Regions from separate parts of the Homo sapiens genome. Here region 1 is linked to region 2. Evidence: read pairs that join two places in POLR2A ChIA-PET (ENCODE). Cell type or tissue: A673. All regions are shown on one strand. Each heading gives the region's core, and the rest is flanking DNA. Links, peaks and the distances in the headings are about the cores only. Region 1 overlaps PFKFB4 (6-phosphofructo-2-kinase/fructose-2,6-biphosphatase 4). Region 2 holds the start of COL7A1 (collagen type VII alpha 1 chain).

Region 1 (15,658 bases), core at 7,050-15,049, 51 kb before region 2:
GGGAGGTTGAGGTGGGTGGATTGCCTGAGGTCAGGAATTCAAGACCAGCCTGGCCAACGTGGTGAAACCCTGTCTCTACTAAAAATACAAAAATTAGTTGGTGTGGTGGCGGGTGCCTATAATCCCAGCTACTCTGGAGGCTGAGGCACAAGAATCGCTTGAACCCGGGAGACGAAGGTGGCAGTGAGCCGAGATCGTGCCATTGCACTCCAGCCTGGACAACAGGAGCAAACCTCCGTCTCAAAAAAATAAATAAATAAAGGGACAAATCAAACAACTGTTTTTAGACACGAGACTAGGCAGGACTGTGATCCTTGAGAGAAGGGAAGCAAGCTGAGGGGAGGAGGCAGCAGCTTACTGCCCAGAGGCACTTCCTGGACTGCAGAGCCAAGCATAATGAAGAAATAATGGAAGATTCAAAAAAGGAACAAAATGAAATTCCTGGAGCTTCAAAACACCACATCTGATATGAAAAGTTCACTGGATGGGTTTAATAAAAATGCAGAAGTAAAGATAAGTGAATTTGAAGACATAGCAGTAGAAACTATCTAAATTAAAGCTCGGAAGGAAAAAAAGACAGAGAAGAAATGAACAGAAGAAATTAAAAAACCAGAAGTTCAGTGACCTGTGGGATGATACCAAACAGTCTAACACACACAGAGTGGGAGTCCAGGATGGGAGAAGGGGTGGCAGAAAATACCTTTGAAGAAATGATGGCCAACAATTCTTCACATTTTATATTTAGAAACCCAGAAATCCGAGAATCTCAATAAACCCCAAGGATGATAAACATAAAGAAAACCATACTGAGATACATCATAATCAAATTGCTAAAAATCAGCAATAAAGAGAAAATATTCCAGCCTAGGCAACATCATGAGACTCCGTCTCTACAAAAATTAGAAAAGATTAGCCTGGCATGGTGGCAAGTGCCTGTAGTCCCAGCTAGTCAGGAGGTTGAGATGGGAGGATGGCTTGAGCCCAGGAAGTTGAGGCTACAGTGAGCTATGATTGCACCACAGCACTCCAGCTTGGGTGACAGAGTAAGATCTTGTCTTGAAAAAAAAAAAAAAAAGAAGAAAAGAAAATATTAAAGGCAGTCAGAGAAAAAGGAGGTAACATTATATCCAGAAGAGCAAAGATGAGAATGACAACAGACTTCTCTTAGAAACAATGCAACCCAGAAGTCAGCAGAAGAGCATTTTTTTTTTTTTGAGACAGAACATCACTCTGTTGCCCAGGCTGGAGTGCAGTGGCACAATCTCAGCCCACTGCAACCTCTGTCTCCTGGGTTCAAGCAATTCTCCTGCCTCAGCCTCCCGAGTACGTGGGATTACAGGTACCCACCACCATGCCTGGCTAATTTTTGTATTTTCAGTAGAGATGGGGTTTCACCATGTTGGCCAGGCTGGACTCAAACTCCTGACTTGAGGTGATCCGCCCGCCTCAGCCTCCCAAAGTGCTGGGATTACAAGGGTGAGCCACCGCACCTGGCGAGAACAGCATCTTTAAAGAGACAAAGGCCGTGCTGGTTCACCTCATTTGTGTCTCCAGATCCCTGGGAGGTTGGCTATGGCTGACTGCAGCTACCAAGCTCCCGTGGCCGCTGATTTCTTGTTGAGCTAGACCATGAGGAACCCTAGCAGGAGGCCACAGGGAGGGAGGAGAGTGAGGTTGAGGTGTCAACTCCCAGGCTCACTCCTGAGAATGGTCTAGGGCTCACCCAAGGTCCCATCCTGTTAGGCTGCCTTTTCCTCTCTGCTCCCAGCCCCTAGGTTCCTGTATCCTTTCTCTCTCCTCTCCTTTGCCCAAGGGGAGCAATGGTCACTGTTGTTACAATATGATGCAGCAGCCCTGCGGTATCTGGGAGGTAGACAGGGAGGGAGGGACGGTAACTACCGCATCGATCTCGTTGAGGACCTTCCACTGTTCATAGGGCACACCCAGTGCCTCAGCCGTCTGGATTGTCCTCTTCATCTGGCTTGTCCAGACCTTCAGATCCTTGATATTTTGGTCACTGATGAACTGGGCTAGACTCTTGGCAAACTGAAATACATCATAAGCAAACTCAGACCCACAGGTCTTGGGCTGCCCTTAAAGCATCCCATAGCCGCAGGGTCCATGAGATCACCCTCGCCTTGAACACTCACTACAGGTTTGGTAAAAAGCATGAACTAACTTGTCGATGACACACATGCTGACACACAAGAACACAAGTGCTGTTCCTGTGCACCCTCCCAGACCCTGAGCACAGCAGCACAGTTACAGCTGAGACTCATCAGGGCCACTGCCTCCCCACAACCAGGTGCCCTGTGCTACGTGACCACTGAGGTCTCCCCTGGACTGTGGCACAGCTATCTGCTACACTGTATGGACTCAGGTCGCTCTAAGGGTGGCATGCCTCTGACAAAAGGGGCTCAGTGAGTGACAGCTCACATGGAAACCAGAGATCCAGGCATTTGCCTGTTGCTTGATGACCTTCCCTACATGATGGGAAGATTCTAGGTTGAATGAAGGTCATTCACCTCGACTGCACATTAAAAGAATGGGAGCCTAGCCCCAGCGCACTCACACATGCATATACCCAGCCACGCAGGGTACAAATGCAGGCCCGTGTGCGCACGCAGGGACACATGCACTGACCTCCCTGCCCCGAGGGGACAGTCCTGGGTCCCCGCCAATCCGGCCCTTGAGGTTGAGCTCGCTCTCCCCGTGCCGGCAGAGGTAGATGGAGCGGGGGGTCACGTGGATGTTCATGAGGTAATATACGATGCGGCTCTGGATGTGGTCAGCCACACGGTTCACCACGTAGCTCTGGCCCACATCCATGATCTTGATATAGGACAGGTCCCTGTCCAGAGAGAAAGTAGAAAGAGGCCTGTGAGCGTGGCCAGGGTTCTCACAGAGCACATCTGGCTAGCCACGGAATCTAGCTGCGAGGCCTTGCACTTCCAACCACCAGAGATTACAACCCTCAGGACCGTCAGCTGGTGTGCGAGTGATGGGGGTGAGGCGGGAGCAACACAGTGCGTGTGACGCACAGGCAAACCCTGTGGGAGACGGGAGATGGGAGGTGCTCGTCACTCATCATGCTTCCCAAAGGTGACATCCAAAGTGGGGGGTCCGCCATACCACATCATGACTTTCTCCGCTGCTCATGTGTCCCTGGGGCCCCTGTTGGCCTATCTCCGCACTCTCAATACACTGTCTGTAAGTTGAACCAAGAGACAGTTTTCCCGAGGGTTGTTGACTTGGGAGTAGCTGGCAAACGCTCCACGCCCTCACTCTTCCTGGTCAGCTGTACAAGGACCTGGCCTTTCCTTCCCCAGTGACCTCCTCCCACTAGAGCCCAGTCCTGGTCATCCAAGTGTGCTGAGCAGCTGCCACACCCCATCCTGGGCAGCTGGTGGATGAGACAGGAAGCACAGGAGGATGGTGCTGGTGGTGGCAGCCGATAAGTCCAGCTCAGCCACTTTCCCTACTCTGGACCTATGTGGCACTGCAGCTTGGACAGCACATTGATCAGTCTCTGGGTGTGGGGGTGCAGGGTGGGCTCTGGTTCAGGCTGAGAGTCCTCTGGATATTCTCAGTTGAGCTCTCACTGTCTGGACCTTGGGACCTTGGTTTGGGGGTGTCACGATGACACCACCAATAAAAGCAAGAGCAACGCTTACTGACAAATCCAACAGAAGCCGCTCCAGACAAATGGATCACATCACAGAACCATGAAGAGAAATGCTGTGCTGGGGGACCATGAAAGCCATAGAGAGGCCCAGGTGGCAGGTGCCATTCAGCTCAGGCCCGGCCTGGGCTGGCTCTAGAACCCAGCTGAGGACCCTGCTCTATGCACACCCCAAAAGCATTCATCTCAGAGTTGCTTGTGTTTCTTGGTTCATGTGCATCCTTTTTTTTTTTTTTTTTTTTTTTTTGAGACAGGGTCTCACTCTGTCACCCAGGCTGGAATGCAGTGGTGCAACTGCAACTCACTACAGCCTTGACCTCCCTGGGCTTAGGTGATTCTCCCACCTCAGCCTCCCGAGTAGCTGGGACTACAGCCATGCGCCACCACACCAGGCTAATTTTTGTATTTTTTGTAGAGACGGGGTTTCACCATGTTGCCCAGGCTGGTCTCAAAATCCTAGGCTCATGCAATCCTCCCGCCTCAGCCTCCCAAAGTGCTAGGATTACAGGCATAAGCCACTCTGCCCGGCCCGTATTACACAATCTTATAGAATTACAGAACCTAAGCACAAGTTTGTATTCCAGCCTTTTCACTGAATGCAATATTATATTTTCCCATGTCTCTCCACAATGACGAGTTGTAATGATGACTGTAATACTTCACCAAGGGCTACATTATTATTTACCCAGCCACTGCCCCATGTGTTCTGTAAGACAGGATTTGGTAAACTGTGGCCAGCCAGTCGAACTCAGCCGTGGGCTGTTTTTATCAAGTTTTACTGGAACACAGCTATGCCCATTGATTTACATATCATCTATGTTTCATTTGTACTGTGACAGCAGAGTGAGTGCCTGCAACAGAGACTGTACATCCTCCAAGGTCTAAATAAAATATTTACTCTCTGATCTTTGACAGAAAATATTTGCCAACCCCTGCTTTAAGACCCCTTGCATAGAAATTCGGCTTGATTTCATGATGGAATAGTATAAAATCCTGACTCGCAGAGTTTTGGATGAGGTAACCGGTGTTCTGCAAGTCACCTCTGACCAAACATTTCTGCCCCAAGGAAATAAACAAGAAAGGTCAGACCATCTCTGCTTTTTGGTCCTCCAGCCACCACCATGGGGAGCCATAGGAGGCAGCCAAGTATGACCCCTGCCGCCCACCATCACAGCTGCAGGGCCTGGCGCTGCCCTGACTCACCTATCCAGGTCCTCATCTAGCGACTCGTAGGAGTTCTCATAGCACTCAATGCGCCTCATGAAGTCCTCCGTAGCCTCATCACTGTCGCGGTTGACATAGTCAGGGCTGCCCAGTTTCACTTGCTGCCGGAGCCAGGCACAGAGAAAGGACATATCAGGGTCAGGAGCCAGGCGGGGCCAGAGACCAAGGAGACTGCTGGGCAGGGGGCTGGAGGAGGTTGCACCGGAGACCAGTGCGGGAACCTGAGGCTGGAAGCTGAGGTGGGGGCTGGTCCAGCAGCTCCCTGGTCTGAGTTCTCACACCAGTGCCAAGAGGGTATCACTGAGGGTCCAGGGATTGAAGTCCCTCATCCTTGTGGTACAGGGGGAGGCCTGGAGGCCGTTCCCCACCCTGAACTCTCATTTTCCCAGACCCAGATGCCCATTCCTCAGATAAACTGGGGGAGGGGAAGGAAAGAATGAGTCTTTCTTTCTCTGAAATATAAAACATGCCCCTCACCCACCCTTCCACCCCTGCTGAAGGTGCTCTCCTAGTGTCCAGGTGGTTACGAGGCGGAGGTGGGGTGAGTGAATGTCCACCAGCCACCCAGCCTTCCACAGTGATCCACAGAGGGCGAGGCATACCTGACCCAGCATTTGAAGTTACACTTCCTCCCTACCCCCACAAGGTTCAAGATCAAATTAAGGTTAGCCAAAACCTGAAAAGGGATGTCCCTGTCACACACGACCTTCTGACAAGGTCAGATGCACTACTCACCACGATGTTGGCAGCTATGACCTCAGGATCCACACAGATGGACTCGACAAAAAAGGTCTGCGGCAGGACCAGAAGCGCCGGGGTGGTGGGAGGGAGGAACACGGACATGTTCAGGGCCTCCCGCCTTGCTCCTCGGAGCTCTCCATCCCCTGAGGCCCATGCTGACAAGCAGCCAGGCCCTGAAACCCTGCTTCAGAGGGCTGGAGGCGGGGTCAAGGAGTCCAGAGCTAAAGCAGGTGCTGCCCTCTCCTAGACTCTCCCACGAAAACCCCCTTCCCTCTGGAAAGCAAACCCCAAGTGGAGACAGCCCCTCTCATCCCAAATTACACTCAGGAGCCATGCCAGCCCCATGCCCCTCATGCATAAGCAGGCGGTGAAAGGAGCCCTGGAGGGCAGGGGACATGCCACAGTTCCGCCAAGGAGAGGAGCCAAGGAGGCCTCACCTTGTAGCCATTCTGTTCTCCAAAATTAAAGATGGTCGCTCTCCGTTCTCGGGTGGTGTTTGTGGCATCAAAAACCTAGGACCAAACTAGGGTTAACTCAGCCTCTGGCCCTGGGGAAGGAAGGGGCCAGAGTGGGCCCTGAAGTGGGCAGTGAGGGCCGCAGCACAGGCTCTCTGGGGACTGGATTTCTCATAAGGACCAGCTGCTGCCAGGTCCACCTGCCTGGCCAGTCTCCTCCAGACTTGCAACGGCTGGGCTGGCCCTCCCCTTCCTTGGAGAGAATGCCCCAAGGAAGTTAGAAGGAGAGGATGCCTGTGCTCCCAGCAGGGGAGCAGACCCGTGGCACAGAAGAACCTACTCAGTGCTGCTCTGCACACAGTGGGCACTCAGTTTGTGTTTGACCAACAGGAATTGCAGTGAAACCAGTTAAACCTAGTAAACTGAACCTATGTTTATTTCTACTCCATCCTGACACCCCAGTAAAATGGGAACAGAAGGATAAAGAGAAAAAGAGATGACAGGAGAAAAAGGAGACAACAGGAGATGGAGACATCAACACAATTCTGTCAGAGAGATCCACGGTGACGGACTCAGAGTCATGTAGGAAACCAAACACAGGTGCTGGCCAACCAGAGCACACCACCTGTGCAGGACCAGAGCACTCCAGAGGGTGCAGTGGCATTGCTAAGAAAAGGGACAAAGGTGGGGACGAAATGGGAGGACTAGCTGGCTGATAAAGAAGAGCTGGAGGCCCAGGCCCCCTTCCCAACCCCATCCAGCCAGGCACTGACCCATCTGGAGCTCTTTGAGAAGTACCTGGGGCCTGCACAAGCATCCTCTGAGTAGCCTCCTGAGTAGCTGGGACTACAAGTGTGCACCACACCTCGGTTACAGCATCATTTTTTTGTTTTTATTTAAAAAAAATTTTTTTGAGACAGGGTCTCACTCTGTCGCCCAGGCTGGAGCGTAGTGGAGCAATCATAGCTCACTGCAGCCTCAACCTCCTGGGCTTAAGTTATTCTTTCGCCTCAGCCTCCCAAGTAGCTGGGATTACAGGCATGTACCACCATACCTGGCTAATTTTTTTTTTTTTTTTGAGACAGAGTCTTGCTCTGTCGCCCAGGCTGCAGTGCAGTGGCGTGATCTCGGCTCACTGCAACCTCCGCCTACTGGGTTCAAGCGATTCTCCTGCCTCAGCCTCCTGAGTAGCTGGGATTACAGCTACTTGTGCCACCACGCCTGGCTAATTTTTGTATTTTTAGTAGAGACGAGGTTTCACCATGTTGGGCAGGCTGGTCTCGAACTCCTGACCTCATGATCTGCCAGCCTTGGCCTCCCAAAGTGCTGGGATTACAGGGGTGAGCCACTGTGCCCAACCACATCTGGCTAATTTTTTTTTTTTTTTTGAGACGGAGTCTTGCTCTGTCACCCAGGCTGGAGTGCAGTGGCGCGATCTCAGCTCGCTGCAAGCTCTGTCTCCCAGGTTCACGCCATTCTCCTGCCTCAGTCTCCCATCTGCCTCCTGGGTTCAGGCCATTCCCCTGCCTCAGCCTCCCGAGTAGCTGGGACTACAAGCGCCTGCCACAACGCCCAGCTAATTTTTTGTATTTTTTTAGTAGAGATGGAGTTTCACTATATTAGCCAGGATGGTCTTGATCTCCTGACCTCGTGATCCACCCGCCTCAGCCTCCCAAAGTGCTGGGATTACAGGTGTGAGCCACCGCACCTGGCCCACACCTGGCTAATTTAAAAATTTTTCTGTAGACACAGAGTCTCGCTATGTAAGCTGGTCTCAAACTCTTGGGCTCAAGCAGTCCTCCTGCCTCAGACTCCCAAAGTGCTGGGATTACAGGCATGAGCCACCATGTCAGCCCAGCATCACTTTTTTAAAAAGGGCATCCAGCCAGGGCTCACTGGACACTCCAGCAAAACCTTTAACAAGAAAAACAGAAACTAAATCAAACAAACAAACAAAAAAAGAAATTTGGGCCGGGTGCAGTGGCTTATGCCTGTAATCCTAACACTTTCGGAGGCTGGGGCAGGCAAATTGCTTGAGGCCAGGAGCTTGAGACAAGCCTGCTCAACAAGGTGAAACCCTGTCTCTGTGAAAAATACAAGAATTAGCCAAGCATGGTGGCACGTGCCTGTAGTCCCAGCTACTCAGGAGGCTGAGGTGTGAGGATCACTTAAGCCTAGGAGACAGGCTGCAGTGAGCTATGATTGAGACACTACACTCCAGCCTGGGCAACAGAGCAGGACCATGTCTCAAGGAAATAAAAAACAACAACACTCATATACTTGTAAGATAATGTTGAAGAAGTCTTTCTCAAAACAAACAACCAAAAAAAACAGAGAAAATAAAGAGAAAGGCTGGGCGTGGTGGCTCACGCCTGTAATCCCAGCACTGTGGGAGGCAGAGGCAGGCGGATCACGAGGTCAGGAGATCGAGACCATGGTGAAACCCCATCTCTACTAAAAATACAAAAAATTAGCCGGGCACAGTGGCGGGGGCTTGTAGTCCCAGCTACTCAGGACGCTGAGGCAGGAGAGTGGCGTGAACCCAGGAGGAGGAGCTTGTAGTGAGCCGAGATCACGCCACTGCACTCCAGCCTGGGTGACAGAGCGAGACTCCATCTCAAAAAAAAAAAAAAAGAAAGAAAGAAAATTAAGAGAAAAAAGATAAAATCAGAATCTCAGAATCAAGCTAGCATGTAGCCACCAGAAGTTCTAGAAAAAGCAGCTCAGAAAATGGGAGTAGGGATGGAGTGAGTTGCCAGAAAGGGGCAGAGGTGATTTGTCAAAGAAATAATACATGACAATTTCCCTGACCTGGAGAACAAGAGTGTTATGATGAAAAGGGGCCCCCTAGGACCATGTATGGTGGAGAGAAGACCCACCACAAACCACATCACCTTGAAGACCCTAAAGGCCTCCCAAGCGGAAGGGGCATGAGAAACTCTCAGCTCCCTCTAAGAGATGAAGCTTTTAGGAAGATCAGCAAATCAGAATGACATGAGACTTCTCCACAGCCACACTAGAAGCCATAAGACATCAGAGTGATGTTGTAGAAGTTCTAAGGGAAAAGCACTTTCCACCTAGAAATTCTATACCCAACCATCAAATGTGAGGATTAAAAAAAGACATTTCAGATGTGCAAGGTCTCACACAATTTACCTCCCCAAGCACCTTTCTCAGGAAGTTACTGGAGGATGTGCTTCAATGAAACAAATCAGTAAGTCAAAGAGAGGATGATGTGGGATCCACAGGCAGAACATTCAACCCAGGAGAGAGAAGGGCAATGGCTGTGCTACAGGCACAGATTGTAGCTGGGGACAGAGAACTCCAGAAGGCATGACTCCAGGAAGAAGAAGGAAGGGAAAGAACAGCCCCTGTGTTTGACTATATAAGGCTGGGGTAGAGCCGTTTCCCACAGACACCCCAGTTTAGCCCTGTTCTGCTCTTCCGTCTGACTAGAAGGGCCAACACACAGGTGGAATCCCCTTAATCCAGGATTCAGTGGGTTCCTACAACAACCAGTAATGCTGGGCAGGATTCTCCCCACACCAGGAGAAATCACATTTACTAAAGACTTAGGCAACCTGATACCTGTAACTTCTGGGGTGGCCAAGAATACAAGCATCCAGAGGGAAGTCCTGCAGGGTCAAATGCGGCCACCACATGCCCAGAGGGAAACTCCTGGCCCATATCCAGTCTCTGGCTTCCTCCTGCATAGCTGTTGCAGACTTCCTCCCAAGGGCTGGCACCCAGAGCAGCTGGGGCACACACACCCTGCCTTCCCCTCCAGATGCCTGACGAGCAAAGGCACAGATGTGGATGGGCTCCCATGTGTCACTCCCAGCTGTCACCAGGGTGTCACACTCACCGCCACATGTCCCCCCTCCTCACTAAGGAACCGCCGGACGTCACGGAGGGCTGCCAGGGCACACTGCCTTCAGGAGAGAAAACACAGGGTCAGCCCAGCACCCGACCCTGGCTCCAGGAGGGTGGCCAGGGACACACAACAGGAGGAGACATGACAGGAGAAGGAACAGCCCCGAGGTCTCTTGCTCTCTTTTCAAAGTTTCCCTTCTCTTTCCTTAGGATAATGTTCAGTGTTTGGCTAACTCTGCTCCTGTGAGGTGGAAGGCTATACACTCTTGGCTATTAGGAACATTTTTTAAGCACTACGTTTCTGTATTTTCCCTCATCCTCTCATTGTGCACAAATCCATGCTGTCATTGTGCCACATTCATGATTTCTAATTGTCATATATTTTCCCTGATTATCAAAATAAGCCCCCCCCCGCCCGCCTTTTATTTATTTATTTATTTTTTTTGAGACTGAGTCTCGCTCTGTCACCCAGGCTGGAGTGCAGTGGTGCGATCTCGGCTCACTGCAACTTCTACCCAGTTTCAAGCAATTTTCGTGCCTCAGCCTACTGAGTAGCTGGGATTACAGGCGTGCACCACCACGCCCAGCTAATTTTTATATTTCAAAATAAGCATTTTTAAAAGCAGCCGTTTTCTTGTGTGCATGTCAGGAGTTGGTGGTGGGGATGGGAGGAACACTAGGGCTGGCCCTCGGGCAGTGTTAGGCTTAGTGCTCAACTTTCTTTCCTGAAAGAGAGTTCCCCAAACCACCCCTTCTGAGGGAGGGTTCTGCATCTCTTCTTCTATCATATCCATACCCTCCAGAATGGGAATCCCCCACCTATGACCAAACACTGACTATACAGTTTTCAGATCTTTTTTTTTTTTTTTTTTTTTTTTGAGATAAGGTCTCGCTCTGCCACCTAGGCTGGAGTGCAGCAGTGGGATCATGCCTCACTGCAGCCCAAACTCCTGGGCTCAAGCAATCTTCCTGCCTCAGCCTCCAGAGTAGCTGAAACTACAGGGATATGCCACCACACCTGGCTAATCTTTAAATTTCTTTTAGAGATGGGGTCTTGCTATGTTGCCCAGGCTTACACAATCTTTTTAAGTTCTCAGCTTTTTCATTTATTGCTGCAAAGTGGATTGACACAGAAGGTTTGTTTTTTTTTTTAGACAAGAGTCTTACTCTCTGTTGCCCAGGCTGGAGTGCAGTGGTGCAATCTCAGCTCACTGTAACCTCTGCCTCCCAGGTTCAAGCAATTCTTGTGCCTCAGCCACCCAAGTACCAGGGATTATGGGCACGTGCCACCACATCTGGCTAATTTTTGTATTTTCAGTAGAGATGGGGTTTCGCCATGTTAGCCAGGCTGGTCTCGAACTCCTGACTTCAAGTGATCTGCCCACTTTGGCCTCCCAAAGTGCTGGGATTACAGGCGCGAGCCACTGCACCCAGCCAGGATTATTCTCATCAATTTATCCTATGAGGTCTGGAGATAGATAAATTACCTTTTTATCTATTATCTTCCCTTTTTCTATGTAAGGGTAAAGCTAGATCTCCTAGCTTTGTGTTTTTTGTTTTTTGAGACAGAGTCTCACTTTGTTGCCCAGGCTGGAGTGCAGTGGCATGATCTCAGCTCACTACAACCTCCACCTTCTGGGTTCAAGCAATTATCCTGCCTCAGCCTCTCGAGTAGCTGGGATTACAGGCATGTGCCACCACACCCAGCTAATTTTTTGTATTTTTAGTAGAGATGGGATTTCACCATGTTGGCCATGTGGGTCTTGAACTCCTGACCTCAGGTGATCCACCCTCCTCAGCCTCCCAAGTGCTGGGATTGCAAGCTTGAGCCACAGTGCCCAGCCCTCCTGGCTTTGTTGATCTTTGGATTTTGTGTTTAAACTCCCAGCATGTCAAAGTCAAAGGGCTCTCATCAGGACGATATGCCTGAAATACAGCGGCAGAAGCTGATCTGAGAACCACAAAGAAATCAGTGGTAGAGCTGAGTCCAGGGCACTGAAAAGAGCTCTACTCTTACGGCTCCTTGTGACATTTCTTTTCTTTCTTTTGTTTTTTTTTTTTAAGAGACAGGGTCTCACTATGTTCCCCAGGCTGGTCTTTAACTCCTAGCTTCCAGTGATCCTCCCGCCACAGCCTCCCAAAATATTGGGATTACACATGTGAGCTACTATGTCCAGCCCTTGTAACCATTTCTGTGCCCCAATGGGTCTTCCAGTTAAAGCCTCAAAGTGCTTTCTTCCTCATGCCAAAAACATCTGAATTCTGAGAGTCCAGGTAACTGGCATTGGTAGGGACATTTCTCCTTAGAGCCCCACGTTCTGGGCTAAGATCTCTTTTGTGGGCTGCTCTGGCCATGACACCACCATGCAGGAGAGACCTCAGGGCCCCGGTGGAGATGCTGAGGGAAGAGCCTGGGAGCCTGTGTGTGTGCGTGTGTGTGTGTGTGTATAAGAGAGTGCAAATGGGGTGAAGAGATGCATATGTGCATGAATCCACACGTGTGGGTGGTTATGTGTGTGTTGTGCCCAAGTGTGTACATGTAAATCTGTGAGTGTACCTGTGTGAGTATTCCCTGGGCCCATGTATGAGCACAGGTGCACACACACGAGCGTGCACAACCCCTGTGTGCGGTATGTGACTAAATGGGCACAGGTATGAGTGAGTGTGCCCACATGTGTGCACACAGGATGTGTGTGCATGCACCCATGTGTATAAGTTTGTGTGTGTGTGTCCAAGCATATACAGAGTATGCATGTGGGGGTGACCATGTGTGTACACATGGTGTGTGTGTATACATGTCTTCATGTGCCATGTGACTGTGTGAGAACATATGCGATCATGCTTGGTGTGTACATGTGCACAGATCCACATGTGCATACAGGTGAACACAAGCGTATATGTGCCCACACACATGACTCTGAGGTATGCATATGTGTGTGCACCCACCTTCATGTGTAGTGGGTGACTGCATGTGTGTGGAAGAGTTAACACAGCAGGTATGAGAATGGTCCCCTTCGAAAGGCCTGCTTGTGAGGTTGGCCCTTGGCCAGGGTTGGGGAACTTGATGGTAAACAGTTCCCTCTAGTGATATGAAACTTTCCCTGAATTATAAGAGGAGCTCACTGTGCATAGACTGTTTATACAAACAACATGGTTTATGTTGATTATCTGCTTTCCTTCTGGGAGTCTGGAATTTTGGTACATGCTAGGCACAGGGTGCCTATATGACCAGCCCCCAGTAAAAACCTTGGTCGTTGAGTCTCTGATGAATTTCCCTGGCAGACAACATTTTACACATGTTGTCAATGTTCAATGCAGGAGGAATTAAGTGCGTCCTGTGTGACTCCATGAGGAGAAAATCTTGATGCTCGCTCCTGGTTTCCTCTGGACTTCACCCCAGGCCCCTTTTTCTGATTTTGCTTTGTGTCATTTTGCCGTACTAAGTCTTAGCCATGAGTCCAGCTATATGCCAAGTCCTGGGAGTCACCCTAGCAAATCACTGAACCTGAGGGCAGTCTTGGGGACCCCCTACACACCATGTATGAGCGTGCTCAGGTGTGTGTGTATATACAGGGTGAGAACATGTGCGCCTTCGTGTGTGTAATGGCCCTTGAATTACGTGTGGCTTAAGTGAGCCCAAGTATTTATATGTGTAGGTGCCCACACATGTACATATACCCTTATGTATAACGTGACTGTGTACACAGGGGGTGTGCATGTGTATGTACCCTGTGCATATGGTATACGCATGTCCGGATGTGTGCCTATGAGGTATGCACATGCATGCATGTGCCCACGTGTGTGTGTGCATAGGGGGCTTGTGTGTGGTATAGGACTGTGTGCAGGAGTATGAGTGTGCCTGTTTAGAATATGTGTACTTATGCCCTTGCATACACTTTGTTTTTGAGACAGAGTCTTACTCTGTCACCCAGGCTGGAGCACAGAGACGCAATCTTGGCTCATTGCAACCTCCACCTCCCAGATTCAAGCAATTCTCATGCCTCAGCCTCCTGATGTAGCTGGGATGACAGGCGCCCCACCACATGTGGCTAATTTTTGTAATTTTAGTAGAGATGGGGTTTTGCCATGTTGGCCAGGCTGGTCTCAAACTCCTGGCCTCAAGTGATCCACCCACCTCGGCCTCCCAAAGTGCTGGGATTACAGGCGTGAATCACTGCACCCGGCCTTGCACGCACTTTTCTAGATCTTCTGCTGTGTCCAGTGTCAGAGATGGACCTCAACACTGTGTGAGTAACTGGGCCTCTGGGAAATGCAGCTGTCTCTTCCCAGGTTTTCCATTTTAAAAACTCTGGTCCTTTTATTTTGCTAATTGGGAAATTTTGGGCTGATTAATAGGAGATGGCCCTGTGGCCCAGCCAGAGCCAGGATTCGGATACAGCAGAGAGGGTTTCTAGGGCAGCCAGAGGGTATGCCTGCAGAAAGGCAGCAATGAGCCTGTCCCCAGCTTCTGTTGCAGGGTGACCTTGGACTAGCTTCCCAACCTCTCTGAGTCTAGGTCTCTTCATTTGAATTAATCCCAAATATCCCTACCTTAGGGGGACAGCCAGAGTGGAACAGCTGGCAGACTCTCCCCACAAACACTATGGATTCAGGCAGGACGGACTTCAAATTCAAACCCTGAGTGACCCAAGGCACCCCCATCACTTTCTGGCCTTGGTCCCAGCATCTGGAAAAGTGAGGCACCGCCCACCACAGAAGCTGCTGGGAAGATCAGACAGTAGGCTATCAGCGTCCACAGCTTGGGGTTGTTGGCTGAGGCAGAAGAATTGCTTGAACCTGGGAGGCGGAGGTTGCAGTCAGCTGAGATTGCACTACTACATTCCAGCCTGGGCGACAGAGTGAGACTCCATCACACACACACACAAATAATAATAATTTTTAAAATAAATAAATAAAATTTGCATTTGATGTTCCTTGACCTACCTATTGAGGAATATTGGAATGATGGACACTTTTTAGCGGTGGATGGGCTTAGATTCAAGTCTGGGCGCTGATGTAAACTTGCTATTTTGTGCGAGACTCCTGGCCTGTCTGAGCCTCAGTTTCCTCATCTGTAAAAGTAGGGGGTGACAATGGGCATCAAGAACCCAGCACACGGTAGGTTCAGACATTAGTCCTCTACTTTTTATCTGGCTCAATATAACCAGAGGGTCCAGCCTTGATTTTTACCCACAATTTGGCCATAGAAACCTGAATATCAGGCTCCCCTTCCCTTCTTGGTGCCACAGCCTGGCCCAGCCACACCGATGCAAGAACAAAGGCAGTCTCCAGTCTGAAGGTCCAAGCCCCACAGCAGGGAGTTCCTGCCCCCTGGTGGCCAGAGAAGGAACGGGTAGCCTAGTGTGGACCCCAGTGGCAGCCTGGTAGCCACTGGGCTTGATTTGGGGAAGTCACTAGAGCTGGGTCAACCTCTGCTCACTGCCCTATCCTGATGGCTGGGCCAAGAGCAAGTCTCTGCCACCCTAGGTTGATAAGGGGCTTCTCAAGACCACAGCTAACACCTCCTGAGAAAAGCACAGCATGGCTGCTCAGACCACCAGCTGGTGCTCAGTTCCTTGAAGAAAGGACTCAGTTCAAGTCTGAAAGTTGTTGAGGGTGGGGCGGTAGCATATACATATTTCTATCTCCAGAGTAACAGCAGAAGTGTGAACGACTCACCCAG
Region 2 (8,565 bases), core at 1-8,000:
CATGGGATGTCAGTGGCCTCCGGGCCTTGCCCTGCCTGCCCGTCCCAGCCTGAAGAAAGTGCCCAGCCTTCTCACCAGTGCGAGCCATCAGGGAAGTGGCGGGCCCCACACTGCGGCCAAATAGGGTGCTCACGGTCACCTCATAGTCCGTGCCAGGCTCCAAGTCACGCAGCAACACTGAACCCTGCCCAGGGCCCAGCTCCTGCTGCTGTGTGGGCCCACCTGCATGGGGGACACCAAGGGGCCAGTGGGCCTTGCAGACTCAGGACTCTACAGCCTTGTCTGAGGCGCGGGGACTCCCCTCAGCCCACATCTCTCACTCACCACTGAGGACCCGCCATGTCACACGGTAGCCAGTGGCACCTGGCACACTCCGCCAGGCCACCAGGAGGCTGTGGGCTGTGGTATTCTGGATGGTCAGTTCCGGCCCTTCTAGGGCAGCTGGGGGAGAGTCCCACCAGGGATTCATGGAGTCAGAAGTGGGAGGGGGTACTGGGGTCGGGGGTTAGGTGAATGGGGTCAGAGGCTGGCAGAATTGCTCACTGGTCCGAGCTGTCCCGCTCACAGCCTCCCCGATGCTGTTGGCGTAGAGGGCAATCACAGTCACTTGGTACTCGGTCAGTGGCCGGAGACCCCGCAGCCGCACACTGGTCTCACCAGCTGGGACGTTCACCTGCCCAGGGCAAGAGGTCACTTTATCTTGCCCAGCCAAGTCCCCAGCCACCACCTATCACTCCTGACATCCTACCTCCTGCCGCTCACTCGGCAGTGGCTGTCCCAGCCCCGTCAGAGGAGTGTACTGGACCTTGTAGCCAGTCACAGGGCCACTGGCCGCTGTCCACTGTACTCTCAAGGATTGGCTGCTTGGCTCAGACAGCACCAGGTCTCGTGGAGCAGAGGTCGAGTCATCCGCTGGGAATGCGGGATCAGGGGATCAGGCAGGAGGATTGGGGTGGGCATGTATGATGCAGAGTTGGGGTCGGGGTCAGGAGCACATAGGATGGAATCAGCACTGCCAAGTGGGGATTGGGGTCCGGGGTCTAGGTCAGGGTACACCGTGTGGGCAGGAACTCACGAGGTCGGGTCACAGGCACGCCACCAGCAGTCGTGCACACTCTCCGGGAAACGAGGGGCAGTAGTGTCCTCAAGATGCTGAAGTCATTGACGAAGAAGAAGAAGTCACTGGTGGGCTGTGAGGCAACTCGCTTCAGCTCCTCAGGGTCAGCATTCTTGATCCCTGAAGTGACGACCCATCAGGACTCAGTCACCCACATGCTCTCTGACTGCCCCCACCCCCCAGCTGACCTGTCACTCCTGCTCGGTCCTTACCCACAGCAAATAGCTTGACCCCCTGCCCCTTCAGCCTTTGGGCAGCTGTGTCCACCAGGTCCTGGGACTTCCCGTCTGTGATCAGGATGCAGACCTGGGACAGGTGCAGGGGTCAAATCACGGTTCCCCTGGACACTTCATTTGGGGTCATCTTGGGAGGCATGGTAGGGGTAGGGATCACCTTGGGGACACCAGGTCGGGCCAGCTGGGGCAGGAAGACATGGTCAGCCACATGGAGAATTGCAGCCCCTGTGCGAGTGTTGCCCCCCTTGTAGCTAAGCTCACGGATGGCGCGGATCACATCACCCCCAGAGCCAAGTGCATCCAGGCCGAACTCTGTCCTGTTGGAGGGTAGGGGTGGCAACAGGCTAGGACTCAGGATCTCTTCTGGCCCTGGCCTTGAGGAGGCCTCTAGGGTGAGGGTTACGGGTATCAGGCTCTCTTGAGGGGTCCCTTCGTTCTGTCATTCTCCACACCCACTTGCCTCTGGAACCCCCAGGTTAACAAACTCCCCAGGGGCTCCTTTGTGCACCATCTGCAGGTGGGCCTGGGCAGACCTGAAGGAGCCCTTAGGGGCTCACAGTCTGTGGGGAACAAGATGCTGCTTAATTAAATAATTGCAGGAGGAGGGGTCCAGATGTAGGAAAGTGGATGCTGGCCAGATGGAGCACCTCTGGTGAACGGCTGCAAGGGTTAGAGGGCTAGAACGTGGAGAATCCAACAGGCGTGGGGGCCCCCTCCTGGGCTCCCCATCTCCAGATCAGAAAACACAGCCTCACTGTCTTGCACCTTCCTGTCTTGCAGTAGCCTGGAGGTGCCTCAGGGCACGAAGGTTCTACCTAGGGAATCCTTACCTCTGTCTCCAAAGGAGGTCCTGGCTAGGGGGTCTCTAGGTTCCCCAAAACTTGTTTCTGCAAAGACCTGGCCTGGGGTTTCCAGGGTCTCCTCCCTCTCTGGGGAAGGAGTCTTGGTGGGGATCTCGTGGTCCCCAGCCCCCAGGGCCCCTACTCACCGTGGGTCATCGCTGTACTGCACTGTGGCAAAGCGCACACCCTGTGCACTGGCTGCTCCAGAGAAAGGCAGCACCAGCCCTTCGAGAAAGCTGCGGACCTCGCGGAAATTGCTGCGGCCAATGGATGAGGAGCCATCCAGTAAGAACACAATGTCAGCGGCGTAAAGGCGCGTGCAGGTCACTGGGGCGGGCAGGAGAGATCAGGGCCTCTTCTGGGAGGCCAACCACCCGCCTACCCGCACGGTGGCCTCACTGGGACTTGGGATGGTGGGGAGAGTAGGCCTCATCTTATGCAAACCAGGGCCGAATCGGCCTGAGCCTGAGGGCCTTGGAGGGAGTTGAGCTCGGTGGGTCCCAGAGCAGACTCCCGCGGAGGGTTGGGGGTGTGCGGGGGAGGGAGAGTCGCCAGCACGGGTGTGGACTTGGGACTGAGGTCAGCCTCTAGGGGCCGGCGTGGATTGGCATAAGGCAGGGGACCCCGCACGCATCCAGGGAGCCAGAATTTGGGTAGGAACAGGATAGGAGGCGGTTTAGGGAACCCAGCACCGATCGCGGAGGGTTCGGGGAGTCCCAGAATTAGGAGGAATCCGCGGGGCGTCGTGGAGTTGGCTGGGTTGTGGGCGGGGGGTGTTGGGGATGAAGGCCGAGTGGAGCGGAGGGTGGCACGGTGCAGTGCCCCGGGCCGGGTCCTCCCTTGCGGTGCCCACCTCTCTCCCTGTGCTGGGCTCGCACTCGGGGCGCCTCTGCCAGGATCCCGGCGCAGAGCGCGGCCACCAGAAGCCGCAGCGTCATCCTAGGCAGTAAAAGCCGTCAGCTAGGACCCCCGCCTCTGTCCCTTGCTCCCCCGTGGCCTTGGCAGGTCCGAGCCCAGCGCCCCTCCAGCCCGAGTCCTGGTCTTGCCTGCGCGTCCGCCCGCTCCCGCCGCCGCCGCTGCAGTCTCTCGGGCAGAGCAGAGAAAAGTCCCTGATCTCGGGGGGCGGAGCGGCAGGCGGGAACCCAGGCACCCGCCCTCACCCATATCCCTGAGAGGTCGCCGCCCCCCCCACCCCTCCCCCAGACAAACGATATGACGCACTTAACTATAAACCCCCCGACCCCCCGTGGCTTCTGGGAATTTCCCAGAAGGTTCTGCATGGGCAGATGCTGAGGGAGTACCCCTAACTCCATCTAAGGTCACAGGTCTTGGCTGCTTTAGGTCAATCACAGTGACCAGGCTGAGGAGTGGACAGGTTCCTGCAGAGCCACAAGGCAGCAGCGCCGTGGGGGGTGGGGCTGCAGTTGGGGATGACTCACCCCCAATCCAGTGGGGGTGCCCAGACAAGCCCTCAGGCCATGGGTCCCGCCGGCCACTCCTGTGATTCAGCCATCTGTCTGGTGGGCCTCCTGGGCCCCACCCGGATCTCCTTGACAGGCAAGAAGCCCTGGCAAATGAGTGACTCTGGGCCGGTCTTAGGGAAACCAAGGTCCCCTTGGCCTGGATCCAAGTAACTCACCCCCTCTTTGTAGGGGATAAGCCGGAAGGAGGAGAGAACCTGTGTCATGCTTATGCATACATCCCAGTGTCCCACATCCCCTACCATGTCACAGGCAGATGCAATCCAGCTGTGCCTGCAGGGAGGGGGCCGCCCATCTGTGGAGGGCGGGACCACCCACAGTGACAGCTCATCTCTCAGGAATCGAGCCCTCCATGCCCCAGGCCAGGTCCCCCTACCTACATGTCCTCACCCACAGGCATCCTCTCCTTCCATCTACTTTTCTTGTAGGTCCCTGCCACCCATCTCCCCTACCAGGCCGAGGTCCCCTTGGGCCCCTTCCTCCTTTCCTCACTGCCCTCATGGTACCTGTAGCTTCCAGCTTCATAACTGCCCCCTACCTTACTCCTGTCCCCTTACCCAGGCTGACTTCACACCCTCCCCCAGCTTCGCTTCTGAGGCTGTGGACAGTCCTCCAACACACACCACGCCAGGGCCACTGTCCGAAGGAGGTGGGGCTCTGTATATGCATATCTCTCCATTAGATGGGTGACACTAAGGCAGAGAGGCACTGCTAAGAAGGGCAGGCCCCCATCTGGGTCCTGCTCCCCCTTTTTTTCCTGCTAATCCTGAATAACTCTGGGCAGCCCAGAAAGCACATCTATACTCACCAAGGCTGCTGGGCCCCTTCTAATATGCCCGGCCCCACAGCCTCCCCTGGGATCCACAGGGAGATATGGGGACAGCACTGGCTGGACTCCTCCACAGCCCGAGGACTCTGGTGTGGCCAGAGCTGGAGGCAGTGAAGACCATCCATGCTGCCTGCTTTCCTATTGCCCAAGGAAGGCTGGGGCTCTATCCCTTATTACTGACCCCCCAAACTATCCTGGGGCATAGTGCTATGACCTTATTCCAAGGTCAGGGTCTCCTCAGCCATGTCCCAGGACCCCCCATCCCTGCAAGGTGTGCTCCAGGTGGGGGGCTGCAGAGAACCAGGTATGTTATCACACAGGCAGCCCCTTCCCCCTAAGACTGTCACCTCCTCCCGTGCAGCCAGGGCGGGCAAGAGCAGGCCAGTGGCATGGACAGTACGGTACAGACATATGTGCACACGTGGGCCAGTCTTAGGGGAGACAGGAGGCCCAGCTGGGAGGGTGGGTGCTCAGGCAAACCTCATCAGAATTGAGGTGCCTCCAAAAGAAAGGACAGGCTGCTGTGAGAGGGTCTCTCAAAGGGTGCTGGGAGAGGCTGTTGAGAAGGTAGGAGTAAGGTTGGAATGACTCCACGTCTGGAGCTTCTATGAGACTCACGAGCAGGAGTGTGGCCCTCTGAAGCCCCAGCTCTGGCCTCCTGGGAGGAACACAGCCTAGGGCACAGCCCGAGGCCAGTGCCTACCTGCAACCCCATCAGGGCGGTGGAGCCCCCAGAGCACATCCTTCTCCCTCCCAAGCTTTCCCTGAACATTTCCTTCCCTGGCCTCAGTCACTACCTCACCCCATCTGTTTCCAACCAGGGCCTCTTTATCAGGTCCCAGCCCCACACATCCCACTGTACCCTGGACACCACCAAACTCCTCACTGGACTATGGAAGATTACCCTCCTCCAACCCACTCGTGCCTCCGCGTCTCCCAGCCCTGCTGGGAATGTAGTCCTCTTTGTGTCCCCTACAGCTGGCTCCAGTTCGTGTGGCCATGACCTCTGTTCTGCCACAGCACAGCTCACCAAGACTGATACAGAAATATGGCCTGAGAGTCCCCATGCTGAATCTCAACTCTGACCAAGTCACTTCTCTTCACAGTAACCTCCAACACACCTCCCCAGCATGGCTCCAGGGTAAAGACCAGAGTCCCTGGCTTGGTACGCAAGGTCCCTTAGAACCAGACCACTCCCAGCAACTCAAGCTCTCGTGTCCAGCACACCTGTAGCCTCTAAGGGCCAGGCTGGGCTTAGAAATGAAGCCCCATCCTCCAGGAGCTCAAACTTGACAACAGACTTGGCACTTGTTCCCCTGCCTGGGTGTTGCACCTCCATGAGCACCCAGGGTTGGGCCTGTCAGGGTTCTGCGCTGCCCAGCATCTTCTCTCCAGCCGTTCACAAAGTAGAATGATCTGCGCAATGCCCCAGTCCCGGGCCGTAGAAGGTGCTTAACAAATGTCTCCGAATTGGCAACGTATGGCAACCAATGGTGAGGGAAAGGCAGTGGGGCAGGGTGATAGTGATACAAGGGTTCCTTGGGCTACTTCCAAGCTACGATGCTGGGGGGACTTCTGAACAGCCATCTTCTAAAAGACCTTGTCCCAGCACCCTGCTTGTGACTGCCAGGCAGCGACTTCCTCAAAGGAAAATTGGGCCCCTCGCTTTCAACTTCCCCCTGGGATCCCAGAGAACCTGACTGTGGAAGCACTGGGGGGTGCAGGAGGAGCAGCCTACCTGCGCACCCACCATGGGGACCAGAGCCAAAAGAGATAACAGAGGGACTAGGTAGCTAAGAGCTGTACCAGGTCCTGGCTGCCTCAGGAAAATGGGGAGGGGATTGTCAGGCCAGCAGCTCTGGACTTGCCTGGGACAAATGTAGTAGAGGGAGGGGGCTCGGGCCCCACTGAGCTCAGGGCTATTCTTGGAGCCTGAGTCAGCGGAGGCAAAGGATTCCTGCCCTGCTTGTCCAGGCAGCAGTTAGAAACCAAATGAGAACACTATGCCCCAGGCTATCCTCCTCCCAGAATGCAGAGTAAACACACACAAGAGGCATCCTTGGAGACACCCCTTGGCCCCTTCTGGTCCACCAGGGACCACCAGGGGGTGACTTGGCACAAGGTCCACAGTGAGGGGTTTCCCACCTGAGCCTGCAGGGATTCCAGGCTGGGACTCCTACAGGGGCAAAGGCTGGGTTTACACTTCCTATGGACTCCCACAGCCCAATCTTGGGACCAGCTGGCTGAGGAACTCCCCTAAGTGGCTGAGTGGAAACATCTGGGCTCAGCTCCCTGTAGGCATCAAAGACTTCCGGCCTCAGCTGCAACCCCCACGCTTGCCCCTGGCTGAGGACACATCAGCCTGTGGGAAGGCAGGAGGATCCAGGAGCCACAGAACTAGAGGGAAGTCCTTGCTCCCCATCTACTGCCCCATGGACTCCATGCCAATGCCAAAAGAGGGATGACACACTTCTCAGCAGAGGATTTTATTGGTGGTCACCTGTGGCACAGGTTAGAGGAGCCGAAGTGCTGTGTTTGTGGTGGGGGGGGGACCACAAACCCCGGCCCTGCCCTCTTGCTTACATAGGCTTCCCGCCTAGAAGCGCAGCCAGAACATGCCGCTACGGATCCGGTTGTAGTCTGGGAGCTGCTCAATGGGGCCTGTGGGGATAGGGTGGAGCGTCAGGGTGGGGTACCTGGCCTGCACAGGGACACCTGGCCCTGTGCCGCACCCAGCTCGGAGATGCTGCCCAGAGCAGCACAAGACAGGCTTTGAGTGGAAAGAGAGGAGAGAACATTCCCCCAGGGGTGCTGAGCCTGTCCCTTCATGTTCTGGCCCTTGAAGCCCCACCCCACATGGAGGTGCCCGTTACCTGACGGGTGCAGGGTATTGATGAAGGCACCTTGGCAGGCAGTCAAGGAACTGCTGGGACAGGTTTTCTGAGCAAGAACTCCCTGGCAGCCAGGGGACTGGGGAGAGCTGCTTGGGGCCTTAACTGGCTGCTCTGTAAGCTGAGCAGCAGTGCGGGAGCAGAGGTGGAAGGGGAGGCCAAGAGAACGGCCTGAGGAAATAAACAAAGAGCAGACCCCCTAGGCCACTTACCATATCCAGCCACTGCTGGGCACTGGTCATAGATGTACTTGGAGCAGATCTCACGTACCACACTGGCATCCACCTCCTGCAGGGTGAGGCAGAGGGCATACTGGCTAACGGGCACCTGGCCACCACCTCAGCCAGTCAGCATCATCCAACTAGCAGAGATCTCCCACAGGCAGCATGCAGCTGTCCCCAGCCCAAAAGAGGAAAGGCAGAAGGGATCCCTGCTATAGACCTCCATGGGCCCCGCCCATCTCCACAGCCATCAGCACCTATGCCCTGCCCTCCCACTATGCTACCCCTGCAGGTGACAGCTGCCTAGGACACCAGGGATGCCTATAGGAGCAGGCTGCGCTATGCCAGGCCCCAACCCTACACCTCCCAGGTGTCTGCCAGGCCAAGACTCCAGAACCTCTCCCAGGGGTCCATGTTACCGCAATCCGGCTTTCCCATTCAGCCAGGGGGATGCGGCGGCCATAGGTCAGGAGGCTGCGTCCGATGTCCTCACACACAGGAGTAGTGCCTTTAAGGGTGAGAGAAGGCTCAGAGGTCCACCCAGCCCAATCCTGGACCCACAGGTACACAAACAATCTCCAGCCTCAGGTTGACAAGGACCTCCCTGACCTCATGCTGACTCAGATCACAGCCCTCTCTTCTATGGTCACCTATTATGGCAGTGATGGGCTGTGGACCTGTCTCACACCTGCCTGCATCTCCAAGGGTGGGGTGATGGGGCATGGCGTGGTCTTCAAAGTTTTCCTTTCTAACCTTGGTTAGTTAGGAGCAGTGGCCACCTTGGTGCTGTCGCTGGCAAGATGTACTCTACCCCTCCCCGCTGAGCTGTAGGACTCACCATCTAGATGAGATACCAGGGCATTTCTGAGGATGTTTTTGCCCCGGGCCACCTCACTCTCCGTGGCACTGGTACACAGGCGCATCCTAAAGTGGGGGGGTGGGTGGTAT

The links. Peaks named below come from ENCODE experiments on the same cell type or tissue, not always from the same donor. Only the 100,000 strongest peaks of a DNase experiment are listed, where the experiment ranks them.
Region 1: POLR2A ChIA-PET joins it to region 2 with 20 read pairs; 8 of 35 experiments call an interaction of 5 or more read pairs at or near these places.

The regions. Positions count from the first base shown.
Region 1 is chr3:48,533,613-48,549,270 of GRCh38, forward strand. PFKFB4 (6-phosphofructo-2-kinase/fructose-2,6-biphosphatase 4) reads right to left here. Exons shown (of 14, transcript NM_004567.4): 4 at 9,968-10,034; 5 at 6,085-6,159; 6 at 5,642-5,698; 7 at 4,886-5,007; 8 at 2,644-2,851; 9 at 1,900-2,046. Among named protein-coding and RNA genes, the nearest start is that of MIR6823, 8.6 kb to the right of the region's middle. In A673, for the core only: no CTCF peak of the experiment used is centred there; no DNase peak of the experiment used is centred there.
Region 2 is chr3:48,592,027-48,600,591 of GRCh38, forward strand. It overlaps COL7A1 (collagen type VII alpha 1 chain), which reads right to left and starts at 3,303. Exons shown (of 119, transcript NM_000094.4): 1 at 3,242-3,303; 2 at 3,049-3,134; 3 at 2,342-2,522; 4 at 1,511-1,670; 5 at 1,330-1,423; 6 at 1,076-1,237; 7 at 749-912; 8 at 544-673; 9 at 325-441; 10 at 76-222. The coding sequence starts at 3,133. It overlaps UQCRC1 (ubiquinol-cytochrome c reductase core protein 1), which reads right to left. Exons shown (of 13, transcript NM_003365.3): 10 at 8,456-8,541; 11 at 8,037-8,125; 12 at 7,609-7,684; 13 at 6,976-7,166. The coding sequence ends at 7,102. In A673, for the core only: no CTCF peak of the experiment used is centred there; DNase peaks (open chromatin) are centred at 3,905 and 6,775; H3K4me3 peaks cover 650 bases; H3K27ac peaks cover 1,172 bases.